Linked DNA regions of Homo sapiens: region 2 is linked to region 1. A link is an interaction called in ENCODE POLR2A ChIA-PET data of the cell type or tissue named here. Cell type or tissue: Caco-2. All regions are shown on one strand. Each heading gives the region's core, and the rest is flanking DNA. Links, peaks and the distances in the headings are about the cores only.

The links. ChIA-PET counts read pairs that join two places held together with the same protein. Peaks named below come from ENCODE experiments on the same cell type or tissue, not always from the same donor. Only the 100,000 strongest peaks of a DNase experiment are listed, where the experiment ranks them.
Region 2: POLR2A ChIA-PET joins it to region 1 with 9 read pairs; 3 of 35 experiments call an interaction of 5 or more read pairs at or near these places.

The regions. Positions count from the first base shown.
Region 1 is chr12:4,027,306-4,035,143 of GRCh38, reverse strand. No RefSeq gene overlaps it. Among named protein-coding and RNA genes, the nearest start is that of LINC03141, 19 kb to the right of the region's middle. RefSeq lists a silencer at 3,743-3,982 and enhancers at 7,051-7,555, 7,556-7,838. In Caco-2, for the core only: no CTCF peak of the experiment used is centred there; DNase peaks (open chromatin) are centred at 2,231, 2,908, 3,189 and 3,653; H3K4me3 peaks cover 929 bases.
Region 2 is chr12:4,222,810-4,230,647 of GRCh38, reverse strand. No RefSeq gene overlaps it. Among named protein-coding and RNA genes, the nearest start is that of CCND2, 47 kb to the left of the region's middle. In Caco-2, for the core only: no CTCF peak of the experiment used is centred there; no DNase peak of the experiment used is centred there.

The sequences.
Region 1 (7,838 bases), core at 1,795-5,794:
TCTTAAAGTAATGGGCATGTCATAGGGCAGATGGTAGCCAGCTGTTCTCCAGTTTTTCTGAGACCAGCAGAATAGGAGATGTTCTATGACTGCATCGGGAGGGAATTCATTATCCCCAAAGGCTCCCCAACCCTCAGGTCTGTTAAGACCACTGATATTACTGACTGAGGGAGGTTATGAAGTAGCCTTCTTAAGTGCTTTAAATATAAGGCTATTATTCATGTTTTGGGGATGATGTCTCCCATCTTCACTAAACTGATGCCTGAATACCAGTCATGGGCTATGATATCCCAAAATGCTGGCTATAGGAATTGCAAATGTTTCACTGGAAAAATGGAAAACTAGCATCATTTTTAGTTCACAGGATCATGATTTGTACCACAGCCATGTGGATGCGTGGTAGAGACGGGAAGGAACCGAGTCCCAACTATTGATCCACAGCATCTGCACTGTTAGGCAACACGCCCTACCAATGAAGCAGGGTACCAAATACTTTAGTAGTCTCCTCCATTACTCTGCAGGGCAAATATAATCATCTTTCCTCTGCGGAGGAGGACTTGGAAGAGATCGGTTAACTCTTTTCAAAAGTTAAGCAATTTCCTTCTTGAGAGCTTGAAGTGGGACAGAATGCAAGTCACCTGTCCTGCCTGCAAGAACTTCTTGTCCCTCCCCCTCCAATCCATACCCCTCGATTCAGCATGAAGGGTCTGAATTCCAGTGGATTCAGACTTTTTTGTTACCAGGACCCACAATAATAAGTATATTTCATACCATGATTCAGAACATACACAATCACACACACACAAACACATTTCATGAACCAATACTTACAGCACACACAGATTTTCATATTTTTCTATTCCATTCTATTCTCATCCATTCTATTTTTCAAATGTCAGTCATGACCTGAATTTCCCTGTATAACCTGAAGTTTGAAAAACAATGTTCCTACCACTGATCTCTCCCACCTATTCAAAAGACTGTAGCTATTCTCCATTTCCTACAAAATAAAGTCCAAATTTCTTAAGAGGACAGATAAAACCATTTATAACTCTGCCTTCCAGCTCCAGTTCTGCCATCTTCACCTGAGCTCACAACACACCTGGCGACTGGCCTTTCCTAGGAGACGCAAGCCCCACTACACAGTCTCACTTTCTGCCTTGCTCAGGCCCTACCCACAGGCTAGATGCACTTCTCACTACAAGAAAAACTGCTCTTTCTCCTTAGAAATATCCCAGGTATCACCCCCTTCTGAAGACTACCCTGACCTGCCCAAGCAGAACTAAACTCTGCACCAGGTTTCCAGTCTAGGAACTCTTTTTTGTATAGTGCATAATGATCATCTGACCCTCCTGATGGTTTAGATGTCTTTCCCTATTTCTGAATTGGTAGGAATACATTTTTAAATCCTTTCCTTTATGATTGGCACCTGCCTTTTTCTTTCTCAATCTTCAGCCTATTCCCCCTCCCCATCTGCATACATCCCAGAGCCCCCCATACAACTGGAAGATCACAGAGAAGGAAAAAGGAGAATGGTCAAAGTTAGTTGTGGCAAACCAATCTGGTTCTCGTTTTTCTTCCTCCAAATTTGCAGTCCTGTTTCCAGGAGATCCAAGCTTGGCAAAGGCATAGCATGATTCATCTGAATCACAAGAAGTTGGAGAAGGCAAGTGAGGTGGAGAAACCAAGGCAGAGTGCGAAGAGTGGCTGCCTCAGGCTACAAAACCAGGGCAGGAACTGACAGTACAAACAGAATAAATAATACTGATTCACAGGCCAGAGAAACCTGTCGCCAAAAAATGCCCTGTTGCAATCTCAGCTGGTAGGCTGTGGATGGCCTGATTTACAACCAGTTTCAGAGTTTAATGAACTCTCAGGTCACCTTTATCTATATAAAAATAACAACAAAAAGACCCCTAGTGCTATGCAGTTTTCAAAGCAATTACTCACACATTATTCCATTTCATCGTGGAGTGTCAGAGTTGTAAGGGACTTTAAGAGGTCAATTAGCTTAATCCCTCATCCTGCTGCAGATGAAAAGGAGACTGAGAATAGGCAAGTGACTTGCCCAAGGTCACACCCCTGTGTTAGCAGCACAGTGCAATGCTCTTTTTTACCAAACCACACTTCTCACACACAGAAGTAGCCAGTGCTCCAATGGTCTCTTGATTCAGAGCGCTCTAAGAGTTTCACTCTGCCTGGATTTCAAAGCCCTTCAAAGGAGGGAGGGTGGTGCCTGCCTTATCTTTCAAAGATTCCCAAGCGCAGAGATTCTATGGCATCTCTCTGGTCAACTCTTTTTTTTTTTTTTTTTTTTTTTTTTAGACGGAGTCTCACTCTTGTTGCCCATGTTGGAGTGCAATGGTGCAACCTCGGCTCACTGCAACCTCCGCCTCCCAGGTTCAAACGATTCTCCTGCCTCAGCCTTCCGAGTAGCTGGGATTACAGGCAGTTGCCACCACGCCCGGCTAATGTTTTGTATTTTTAATAGAGACGGGGTTTCACCATGTTGGCCAAGCTGGTCTCGAACTCCTGACCTCAGGTGATCCACCCACCTCGGCCTCCCAAAGTGCTGGGATTACAGGAACGAGTCACCGCACCCAGCCTCCGGTCAACTCATAATTTGCTGCCACAGTCGGCTAATCTGGTCTTCACAGTATTGTATCCCCATTACCAAGAGTGCCTAAGCTATTAACCCACCAGTAACAGGTGCCAAATTGCCTCTTCTTCTGCACAAGATGTTCGTTTAAAATCAAATTGCACATAAACCCCTCCAGTCCCAACTCACTTCCCTCAGCCCTCGGCCTTTTTTGGTCTTCTTTCCCCTTGGTGCTCCCAATCCTGCCTACTGGGCGTCTCTAAGATGACGTTGGGAGGGGAAGCTGGGTGGCCTGGGGGAGCAGCTATGGAGTTGTGCAGGAGCAGGCGGGCAAGTCACAGGGCTTTATCCACCCCGCGCCCACAGGCCCCAGGAAGGGGTACCGCGATCGCCTGATGTCACTACACTCATGGACTCTTCCAGACCGGCTCTCTCATCTTACAGATGGGGAAACTGAGGCCGGGAGTGCAGAAGGGGCTTGCCCAAGCACGTTAGTAAGACTAAGCTGGGAGAACACGCCAAGTTTCCACACTCCCAGGCCAGCTCACTTCCTCTACTGTCCGCCTTCCCCTTCGCCCATGAGGAAACTGAAGCTTAGGGAGGTGGAGAGATGACCTAGAACCGCTCGGCTTCCCCAGGCCGGGTCCAGGAGCAGAAGCGCGGAGAGAGGGGAGAAAGGGAGGCCGGGACCGGGCACAACTCCAGGGGGCACTGCTCGCCCCGCGGTCTACGTGCCCCCCGGCCCTTTGTGCCCTGCTGAAGTTGGGGAGAGGGCGCAGGGAAGAAAGGGCAGGTGCCCTGACCCTCCAGAAAACCAGCCCCTCGGGGCCGCCCAGAGTCGGGGAGGCCTGGCCCCCGGCACTGCCCACGGCCTCTCCTCCGGGGAGACGGGGTCCGAATGCCTTTCCCCATTCAGCGGGATTATCCCTTTTGAATTGTTTAAAAAAAAAAAAAAAAAGCTGCAGCTAGCGAACCCTGCCTGACAACACCGAAGGAATTTTTCCCAGGGATCGGCCGAAAGCTGACTCACATTTAAAGGCTTGCCCGAAGTGGTCATGCCCCTCTGAGCAAATACCACAGGCATGCGAGCACGCGTCCGCGGCCTCCTGGCGGCGCGGCCTCCGGGCGCGGCCGGCGATTGGAGCAGCGCAGCGCCCCTTCTCCCCCGCGCAGCCAATCGCAGCGCCGCGCCTCTGGGTTGCTAGCCGGGCCGCCGGGCGCGGGGAGGCGCGGGCGGGGAGTTGTCCCTGCTCGTTTCCCGGCCCCGGGCGGGGGCGCGGCGGGCGGGCGGGAGGCTCAGGCAGTGGGTTTCGGCAAGTATGGCCCTGGAGGGAAAGCCAAGGAAAGGGCTGAGCCACCTACGCCGCAGGCCCTTTGAGCCCCGCGGTCCCCCTCCGGAATGTGCGCGGCGGCGAGAGGCGCTCGGCCTGGGCCCGGCTTGGAGGCGCATTGCTGCGCATCTTCCCCGGACCGCAGGAGCCTGGCCTGCGAGCCACCCTCGCCTGCCTCAAAACTCCGACGCCCGGCAGTCATCTCCTGGCCACTCCACCATTGCAGAAGGCAGCGGGGGGAGGGGGGCACGGGCTCATAAATCGCGGAAGAGCAGTCAGAGACCCTAGTTCACAGCTACATTACAACCAGATTAACGTGCGATCCTGGCCAAGGCTTCTCACAATTGTAGTTCTGGTGTTTTGGGGTTTTTTTCTCGTGTTTCAAATGAGAGGTTTGAGCAGGATCATTAGAGTCCTTGGCGCTAAGATTCAGGTTCTTGTAAGAACCGAGATCCAGTTCTTATACTTCAGCCCCAAACGATTTTCCACGCAGCGGCCCAAGTGCTTTTCTCAACATGTAAATGGCATCATGTCATTCCCCCACCTTAGTACCTCTGAGCATCTCTGTCCCTCTCCATCCAGCTTTATCCCAGTGGTCTTTCTGGGCTGCTTGAAATTACTGCCCCTCTCCCCCAGCTTTTTCCTGCCTCAGGCCTTTGCGCGTGCTGTTTCCTTCACTATCTCTTGGCCAATTCCTAACTCATCCTTCAGGTCTCCGCATAAATGGCATTTTACTAGTGAAGCCTTCCCTGTGCCCCAATCTGAATGAGGTCCCACTGCTACTCCCACGTGACACCCTGCGGTTTTCCATCATGCCTATGTTAAAAGCTGTAATTTTCTAATTTTATTTGCTTACTATCTCTTCCACTAGAAAGGACAGAGGCCACTTCTATTTTGTACCCCATCAGAACAGTTAAATTATCCCCAGGTAAGTAAAGAATTATCATACCCATTTAACAGATAAGGTGGTGGAAGTTGAGACAGGTTAGATAACTTACCTAGGTTCAAATAGCCAAAGGTGTTAGAACCTATGGGCTTCTACTTCTGTCAGGAAATTGGATTATAAAATAATAGGCCTTCCAAGAAATAGCAAATAAATTGCTAGAACAGATGGCTTTAGCACTTTAGATGCTGTGGTTTTGCCCCTGCCCTTCAGGACTCTTTCCATACCAATGAAAGTTCTATTCCTTTATTCATTCAACAAATATTTATGGTGTATCTATTATAAGCTAAGCAGCACAATCGTAAACAAGAGATTTCCTTTCCAGAATCTACAGAACACTAGCTACACAGTACAGCCTTTTCTACCATGGAGCAGTATCCAAACTGTCCATTTAGTTAAGAATTTTGGTCATCTTTTCTGATATTTTGTTTATTTTGGTGTCTGTTCTGATATGTGGTAGGCTTAGCCTACCAGATACATGTATATATAGATGTATACCTACCATATGTGTGTGAATATATGTATATACGCACACATCCTTTTTTTTTTTTTTTTTTTTGAGACAGGGTCTCACTGTTGCCCATGCCCAGGCTGGAGTGGTGGTCACAATCATGGCTCACTGCAGCCTTGAGCTCCCTGGACTCAAGTGATCCTCCCACCTCAGCCTCCCGAGTAGCTGGGACTACAGGTGCACCCCACCACACCTGGCTAATTTTTGTATTTTTTTCTAGACACAAGGTTTCGCCATATTGCCCAGGCTGATCTCGAACTCCTGGGCTCAAGTGATCCTCCCGCCTCAGCCTCCCACAGTGCTGGGATTACAGGTGTGAGCCACCATGCCCAGCTGCCTGTATTTTTTATTGGACTAAAAAATGCATCCCAAAACTTGGTCAAAAAAATAAATTTCTTTTAAAATGTATACTGCTGTTAGGTGGGGCACAGTGGCTTAGGCTTGTAATCCCAGCACTTTGGGAGGCCGAGGCGGGCGGATCACCTGAGGTCGGGAGTTTGAGACCAGCCTGACCAACATGAAGAAACACCGTCTCTACTAAAAATACAAAATTACCAGGCATGGTGGCGCATTCCTGTAATCCCAGCTACTCGGGAGGTTGAGGCAGGAGAATCACTTGAACCTGGGAGGCAGAGGCTGTGGTGAGCCGAGATCATGCCACTGCACTCCAGCCTGGGCAACAAGAGCAAAACTCCCTCTAAAAAAATAAATAAATAAATAAATAAAATTTATACTGCTGTTTCTTTGAATTACCAATGTGATCTGGGTGCCAGTCATAGTTATCTCTAAAGGAAGATGCTAAGGCAGGGAAGCTTTACGCATGGCAAGAAACTTTTCTAGGTATCATCCCCTCAGCTGTGATTCAGAAGCTAGCCTGCCTTCACCCCTACGGGTCCTAGGTATTCCCTCCCATTCCCTCTTGCCCCTCTAGCAAGTCACTGTCCTTCCAAGCCTCATGCTCCTCATCTGGCCTGAATGCTTTCTAGCAGTGAAGAATGTATGAAGTGAAGAATTCCCTCACTTATTCAGCAAATATTTACTGGTCATCTGCTGTGCACTAGGCACCTTTCCAGTACTGGGACTATAATGGGAACAAAACTTGTGGTTGCTGTCCTCAAAAAGCTTACTCTCCAATAAGGAAAAGGCTGGTGTAACCATCAGTCCACCCAATTAAACAACCACCAATCTAGCAATCACACATTCACACATAATCATGCACTGAACTGAGTGATGGGTGAGTGCATTCGTGTGCTAAAGCCTTGTGGCAGGAGGGATCCTGCATTCAAGGAACCAGAGAAAGCCACCCACGCCGGAGAGAGACAGGAGGAAAGGAAAAGAGGAGGCAAACCAATCATGCAGAGCTCCGGAGAACATGAGGACTTTGGTATAGTTCCAAAGAGCAATGGGAATCCACTGGAAGGTTTTAAGATGAGGATTTCAAGTTCTAGTTTTTACTCTAGAAATATCATTAGCTGAGGCATGGGGCACGAATTAGGTGGGGAGAGGGTGAGGAAGAGTGGAAGTGAGAAGACAAGTTCAGAGATCAGAGGTGGTGGAAAACTGGATTATAGTGATGATAGTGGGGAAGAGCAAGTCATCAGATTGAAGAGAATTCATCCATACTGAACTGTCTTCAAAGCTCAGTTTTCTCATCCCTGACACATTTTCTCCCAGTAAAACGTGCATACCACATTGTAAACTCCAGCTTTTTCCAAGTCTACCAACGCTTGGCCTGGTCTGTGCTTGCTGTGCTTGCTCTCCTTCATTCTGGAATACTGGCAGAGTGGACGTGGATGCGGATCCACTGAACTGTAGGTCTCCTACATGTGTCTGTATCTTCCTGCCTTCTCTCCCTTCCAGTGACTCAACCCACCATCTCTGTCCTTACCTCCTTGGGCCATCTTTTGGAGCATGTCCTGGCTTTTCCGTGGGACTGGTCCCTGTGGCTCCCCATGTGGTTCCACAGTGGAGGTTCAGAGCCTACAGTATGGACTCTGTGGGCAAAGCCTGCAGTGTGGACTCTGGGCAAAGCTGGTGGGGAGGGTGTGGCCAGCGTGAGGCCCCATTTCATTTCAGTCCTGTCCATCACTGCTTGCAGGCCCTGGGCCAATCTTGCCCCCCTCCTGCATATTGTTCCATGTGAGCCCTGGAAATGTCACTGGCCTGTTTCACTTTCAGTTTCCTGGTACAAACACACACCCACGCGTGCACACACACACCCCCACCCATGTGGCTGCCTCAGGCTGTGGTGCAGCGGGGATGCATCACCTGCTCCTTCAGGTCACCCATGTGGGAAATGAGCCTTGTATAACTGAGAAATGTGTGCTTCTCAATATTTTGCAAAGCTGCCCACCCTTACAAAATCCAGTTTTTTCATTGAACTCCTCTACTGAACTCTGAGGGAGGGTGTCTCCACCTAAAAAGGGAGTGCTGTGGGTACCTCTGAGCCATGAA
Region 2 (7,838 bases), core at 1,801-5,800, 200 kb before region 1:
GCACCGGGCTGGAGATCCAAAATGAGTAAGACCCAGCCTCCATCCTCAGGGGTGCTCACAGTCTACACAAATAAGCAGGTGGTTTCAAAACCCCAGGTATTTATGAGGCCTTATGTTCCTTCCTTCAAGACTATCTGTGACCTCCTTGTTCTATGCCTCTGTTTCTACAGACCAGACCTAGGTGATAGTGAGGATGCCAGGCCATCAGGCACAACTCCCTGGGTTAATTTGTCCTCAAATGAGAAAACAATGCAGCTGATCTCAGAGGCACTGCTTCCCGAACTCCTCCAATCCACAGGCACCTTGCCTGCACAGCCACATAAAACCTTGTTCTTCCTCCTCTTTTCTGGGAATCAGAATTTAAACAGAAGCTGTCAGTAAGGGACATGTCATGTAGGCTCTGGATACATTCAGTCTATATTTCAGAAGAAAAGCCTTAATTCTCCTGATAGCTCTTATCTCATGGCCTGTCCAGGAAAAGGGAGTCTTGCTATAAATTTTCTCCAAAATTATGGCTGCCCTCCAGACACATGGGCCCCCAAGGGTCAAGGAAAAATCCCACTGCTTTAATGAGGAGCCAGGACACACAGAGCCTGGCAGAACAGACAGTGCCTTGGGCTTCGAGCAATGCAGACAGGCTCTGCAACAAGGAAAGTACCCAAGACTCGGGGCAGAAGTCTCCCACCCATCACTCTGACTTTTAGCCTTGCTTTGTGCTGCTTCCCAGCCCACGTTCCTCAGGCAACCCAGATTCCACCTCATTGCCACCCACACCTCACCTTTGCTCCTTCCCACTCCTGGGGTCTGCACATGGGCTAATCTCCACCTTGGAAATGCCACACCCTTCTCTTCATCAGTCCTTGTGTCTCCTAGCAATGCCTGGCTTCCCTGGTACCACTTCCAAGAAGCTTTCTGAACTCATCCCTAGTGACACCAGCCACTCTATTTCTTAGTACCTGCACAGTATTTAAACTCTTTGGACTCTAATATGGAACGCTTGGCCTCCTTTCACTGATGCTCCCTTTCAGTGCCTCATTCCTATGCTGCGTGACGAGGAAGAAGACTGACAGCCCTTGATATAGGGGCTTAAGCATTAAAGGCAATGGTCTTGTTGTGGGAAATAGAGGACCAGAGAGACCGATATGGGGAACAGGACGATTGTTTATTTAAGGTACGCACCAGCTCAGTGGATTCATATCCAAAAAGCTGAGCCAGTTAGCAACTTAAATAAACAATCCTACTGTTCCCCATGTCGGTCTCTCCGGTCCTCTATTTCCCACAATAGTCTCCCATGGGGTGTATATACACCATGGGGACTGCATGAGATGCATGGGGTTAGAAAGAGCACGGTAAACTTCTATTGATTTCAGAAACACCATCATTCAAGACCAGCCTGGGCAACATAGGGAGATCCCTTCTCTAAAAAAAATTTTTTTTTAATTTCACTAGGCAAAGTGGCATACACCTGTGGCCTCAGCTACTCGGGAGGCTGAGGCGGGAGGATTACTTGCACCTGGGTGATTGAGGCTGCAGTGAGCCTGATGGTGCCACTGCACTCCAGCCTGGGCAACAGAGTGAGACTCTGTCTCAAAAAAAGAAAATACCATTGTAAAGCAGGGGCTTCAATAATAATGTACCAATAATAATATGTTAACGATAACATAATGTTAACGATGTATCAATATAATTATTATTAATAATGTGTTAACAATATTGATATTGGTTCATTAATCGTGACAAATGTACTATAGTAATATAAGATATTACAGTAATAATAGGAGAAACTGGGTGTGGGTATATAAGAACCACAACTTCTCTCTAAATCTACACTTATTCTAAAATTAAAAGCTGATTTAAAAATACTAATATTTTCAGAGTCTATATTTTACAGGTGTTTCGTGATATGCGCAATGTTATTCTAAAAGCACAACATGGTTAAAATATAGATTCTGTTTCACGACAGCCGCACCCAAATGAGGTAGAAGTGTCCACAGGCAGATGACCCAGGCCGCTAAAACGTCTCTGCTCCATCAGACTATCCAAAGACTTGTGTCTTCCCTTTCCTGTTGCTTCAACAGTTTTTGATTTGTCCTTATCCATAGAGGCCGAGAGAGCTTGCTCCCCAGTCCATGCTCCAGGGGGCGGCATGAAGAAAGTGAAGTATAGGGGATCGTCTTCGTCCATTTGTGTTGCAGGAAAGGAATACCTGAGGCTGGATAATTTATAAAGAAAAAAGGATTTATTTGGCTCACCGTTCTGCAGGCCGTGCAAGAAGTTTGGCACCAACACCGCTTCTGGTGAGAGCTTCAGGCTGCTTCCACTCATGGCGGAAGGGGACGGGGTGTTGGCGTGTGCAGACATCACGTGGTGAGAGAGGCAACAATGAGTGAGGGGCGGTGGGGATTGCCCGGCTGTTTTAAACAACCAGCTCGGGCGGGAGCTAGTGAGTGAGAACTCACTCAGTATCGCGAGAACAGAACCAAGCGATTTCTCAGGGATCCACCTCTATGACCCAAACACCTCTAACATTGGGGATCCAATTTTAACATGAGGTTTGTGGGAACAAACATCCAAACTATAGCAGGGCAGGTTAAAAAAATGTACATATCACTTCCGCTGAAGTCTCCACAACGTGACCCAAACGGCTCTGCCCAGCTGCTAGGGCATGGAAAACAGAGTCTGAATTTTGAGTAGCTACAGGCCCAGCCGACATGTCGGGGGCTTAATACTGTAGAAGAAGGTAAACAGGATGTTGAGAGACAGCGAGCATTCTTTGCCATAGTTGATGATATTTCTATTTATTTATTTTATGATTTGTAAATAAGTAGATATACATATATTGAAAGGACTGTGCATTTTTTAACTGATAGAGGTGCACAGTAACAATAATATACGCCACCAGTTTCAGATACCAGCCAGGGCACAGTTTGTATTTCTGACTCAGGATTCTCGGATCCTGATGATGGGTGCTTTCACCCCAAGTTCTAACTGGATCTGCAGTTAGAACAGTTAGAACGTGTGTAAGTTTCTGTGAGGCTCAGTATATCCTAAAATCTTGTCTCCTTCGGGTCTGTTCCCTAGTTTCCCAGGATCTGTTAGCAACCTCTCACTTCTTGTGTGCAAGGAAAACTATCTGTTTTCTCTGGAAGATTTTCATTTCAGTCAGTGAGACTAGGGAGTGAGGAAGAGAGGTGAGGAAGGACAAGGACAGCGTCTGAGAGAGATGGGCAGTCAGAGAAAGAAACAGTAACAGATAAAGAATGAGAAAGGGATAAGGAGAGAGTGGTCAGACATTGGGACTGGAGCCCAGGAGAGGGGCTGCTGAGGTGGAGAGAGGCCAAGAGGAGGGAAGGCTCAGAGCGCGGCTGGCCCAAAGGCAGTGGGCATTTGTCTGGAGGCCTGTCAGGTCACTTGCTCTCAGAAGGTGGGGAAGGCAGACAGTGCATAGTGGGGCCTGGGAGGGCTGCTCGTAGCCAATGTCTGGGGGGCTACGCAGTCCACTTTGCCAAGGTTGTTCTACCCTAAAGATGATCTCAGAAGGGAAGAGGGGCAGGGCTGTTTTGTAGGTGGGAGGAGAGGGTCTGGTCACTTTTCTCTCCCCACTGTGTCCCCCTCTGCACTTACATGGGACAGACTTTGCGCAGGCTTTGTGTTTATTTGTATAGGTGGGTTTATTTCTTGGTCTATGTTCTTGTCTCCCAGGAGACGACACATGCCCCAAACACTTCCTCCCTGGTGTTTAGGGAAACAGAGTTTCCACCCAAGTGGAATAGGAGTGCCGAACGCTAGGGGTGATGTTCACCTGTGAAGACTGGGGAGGGCTTCATGGAGGAGGTATCAGTCTTGAAGGACAAGAAAGGGATTTTGCCAAGTAGAGATGGGATGAGGAGGAAGGGCATTCACAACAGTGGGAATCCTGTGATCGAAGGCCAGGAAGCCCAGGGTATAGCAACACCAAGGGAGCAAAGAGGAAGGAAGAGGGAGGGAGGAGAGGACCGGGAAGCTGGGGCTGCTCCCTGTACTGGTAACAGGAATGCAACAAAGTGGCTTCCATCAAATGATAAACAAAACTCACACAGCTGATAAACACAGCTCTGTGTTTCATATTCTGTCTGCAGAAGATAGGGTCAGGACCAGGTGTCAGGACTGTTGCTCTGACAATGGGCAGCATTCTGTAAACTCCATGGTCCCAGGAGACCCTGGGCATATGATTTTCATGTCCACAGAGGGATGCTTCTTTCTCACCCTAAAGGTCAATGTTTCCCAAGTCCTAGACACCAGAGTTATCGTGACCACCATGAAGTGGCCAGTGAGGGTGACCAAAGCTGTCAAACAGGCAATTCATCAGACAGGTAGTGTCAGTCAGCCAACATATAACTCTTCCCTCCCTCTTTTGCCACTGGCATCTGCACCACTCTATTGTTGCAGAACTAGTCCAGCTTTAGTTCCATACACGATTTCATTCTGCTTATCATGTATGTTTTCTTGAACATCTTCATTCCATGAGCTGGCGTGGCGGAGTGTGTTCTGATTCTCTTCCCGCCCTGGTGGTGCTCTTTCTCTGTCTCCTGTGCTCTTTCCTTTTCTTCTCTCCCTCTATGGGCCCTTCCGACTGCCTTTTTCCTCCTTGTGCACACTCCACTGAGTTTTACAAACACACCCATGGCTTTAGCAGGCACCTCTGTTAGGTGGATATTTATCTGCAGAGATTGTGGATTGCTTGGAATACTTTTAGCAGCACGTAATGGAGACCTTGGCTCAACTGGCTTAAACAAGAAGGACAGGAGTCCTGAGGTTGTTTCTAGGGTTGGATAACTTGGTGGGCTGATGATATCATCAGAGACCCAGTTTCTTTGCATCCTTCTGCTCTGCCATCCTTAGCATGTTGGTTTTGGCCTCAGCCATATCCTCTCATGGTCACCGGATGGCTGCAGCAGCTTCTGGCAATGCCTCCTCACAGAGCCGTAACTGCAGGGCAGATGCTCTTTTTGTCTCTTTTTAATCTCTTTAAAAATAAAGATGACTTTTCTCAAATCCTCCTTGCACACTTCCTCTACCATTTCATTGTCCAGACCTGTATTATGTTTCCAATCTTAAACACTGGCCGAGGGAATGGAATTCTCTGTGATTGTATTGGGCTAATCAAGATTTTGCTAGGGTCTAACGCTGGACTAGGATCCAGCCTCCTCTGAAAACGTGGCCGCTCGATATGTGAACAAACGTGGGACACAGTTAGCTGAGAAAAGGGAGAGAGTTGTTTGATAATCAACCGTTTCTGCCACATATGGTGGCCAGGTCTTTGTCTCCAACTCAGATGTTTCTCCTAAATCCAGACCTGTATTTTCAACTACCTTCTGGACATGTCTGCTTGGAGGTCTTAAAGACGCCTCACATTTAACATACTCCTGGCTGAGCACATTCCTCAGGACAGCTTTCTCTCTCTCTTGAGTCCCCTGAGTTGTTGATGACTCTACCATTCTCATAGGCTCCCAGATGGGAAACTTTCTGCAGGTCTTTGTCCTCCTGCCTTTCTTTGTCTCCATTTCAGCCACTAACAAGAATATCAGAGTTGCAGACAGTAAAGGGAAAATCTGGTCTTTGGGAATGCCCAAGTCAACCAGGGATGGCCAACAGCTTTTATCTTGCATACCTGCTTCCATTAATTAATAATAACTATCTGGAGACTTGTGTGAGACAGATTCTAAGGCAAGTCTGGGCTCTAGAAGACAAGTACGTCTTGATTGATCAGCAACACCTATTGTGGATATGGGAGACTAAAGTAGTGAGACACATGCCATATATTTGCTGTGCTTGTGCTGGGGTTGGTTTATGGAAAGTAACGGGATCAACTTGTGGCAACGTTAACAGAGATAAGATGATTAATGCTAGTTAACATGTATTGAACACAAACGGCACACCAGGCACTGTGAACAGGACGTCACGTGGATGGCCTTATTTGGTAATTTGTCTCATTTGACAACCCTGAGAAGGAAACACGGTGATTAATTACTCCTGCTGGGTAACTGAGACTTTGTTGAGTATCTTGCCCAAGATGATGCAGCCAACGAGTGGGAGAGCCAGGATTCCGTCTGGATCATTGGACTCCACAGTCCTTCCGCATTGTCAGCGGGTAACCTGGGCTGCTGGACCCACGTCCTCATTTTCCTTTACTAGAACATGCCTCTCACACCTGCAACGTGCATACAGGCTGCTGGAGGCTCTCGTTAAAATGCAGATTCTGACCGAGTGCATCTGGGGTGGGGTCTGAGCTTCTGCCTTTCTAATACTTCCCCAGGAAATGATGATGCTGCTGGTCCACGAACCACACTGAGAGCAGCAAGGTTTAGAAGTGCAAGGTCTGTAAATGCTCAATTTCCAGTGCTCAGAGCATATGTTAGGTGCTATACAATTATTTATTGGACCAATGATGAATCATTATTATCATAATTATCATCACTTCCACACACTGTGTGGCAATGTTGATATTTCAGAGCATTTTGATACCTGCCATCTAATTAAAAGTCAAAACAATCCCATGACCCCTACAAAGCAGATGCTGGGCTCCTATGACAGAGGCTGACTTGCTACTCATGAAACCTGTTCCCGTTTTCCCCCCCAGGTACGTGGCTCAGGTATGTTTCCCAGTCTTCTTTGGAGTGCAATGCTGCCATTGAATGAGCAAAAAATGATGTATGCAGTTTACAGGCCTGGTCCCTAGAATAGACGCCTCTCACAGAATCCTCACTCCACTTTCTCTACCCTATCTGGCAGCTGGATGTCACCATCTAGGTGTCCCTGGAAGCCAGGTTGAAGATGGCAGAGCCAGTGCCAGCCTGGGTTCCTGAATGATATTGTGAAGTGGCTCCCCATCTTTGGTACCAGGTGGACTTTAAGTGAATACGAAATTTGCTTTGTCTTAAGGCACTGAGATTTGGGACTTTCACTGCTATATTATTAGCTAGTGTTATCTTAACTAATGCAGTTCCCCATTTTTCAGATGAGGAAGCTGAGGTCAAGAACAGTAAAGTGATTTCTTTTTTTTTTTTTTTTCAGGAACACAAACAAGCTAAAGAAAGAAATGAAGCTCAAATCCAACTCTTCTGACTCTTGCTTCTGACCTTCCTTGAACTTCAGGGTGGAGACTCAGCCATGTTCTCTGAAGGCTTTCTCATTATTTGCTGCCTGCTCTTCCATTTTGCCCTCTAGGGCTGAGGCTAGGGTAGAGAGTAGGATAGCAAGACAGGGGCAGGCAGAGTAGAGAGACGTAGCTGTGAGAAAGGAACAACCCTAAGAATGCTGACGATCAGGCCAGACTTCTGCCAGCCAAAGATTCCCGTGGTTGCTTTCTCCATAGTTTGTAGAATTGAACTCTACAACTGGACCTGATTTTCTTGCATTCAGATCCATGCCACGCCTTTTTCAGAAATAGGGCTGTGCAACTTAATTTGTTTCTGGGTGACTGTGAGCCAAATCGTGAAGTAGCGAGGACTTGTCCTCAGAACCAATCCAACTCTCCAATACTTCACCCCGTTCTGTCCCTTTTCTGCTTTTCGAGATCCTTTTCTCATCTATAAAGTTGCAGGGGCCTGTTTTGTGTTTTCGCTGTGTATTATAACATAAATAGCACTTGAGAAGAGTCAGAAAAACTTAACCTTTCTGGGCCTTCAGCTATAGTGATCTCTAAAGTTCCTACAAGTTCTAATCATCTAAGAATTGTTCCAAAGGGAGGATCTAATGCTAGTCATTTGTTATCATAAATTTATACCCAAAGTGCTTTTCCAGATACATTTTAAACTTTATTTCTGACAGCAGAGTAAAATAATTTCATTTCTTGAGGT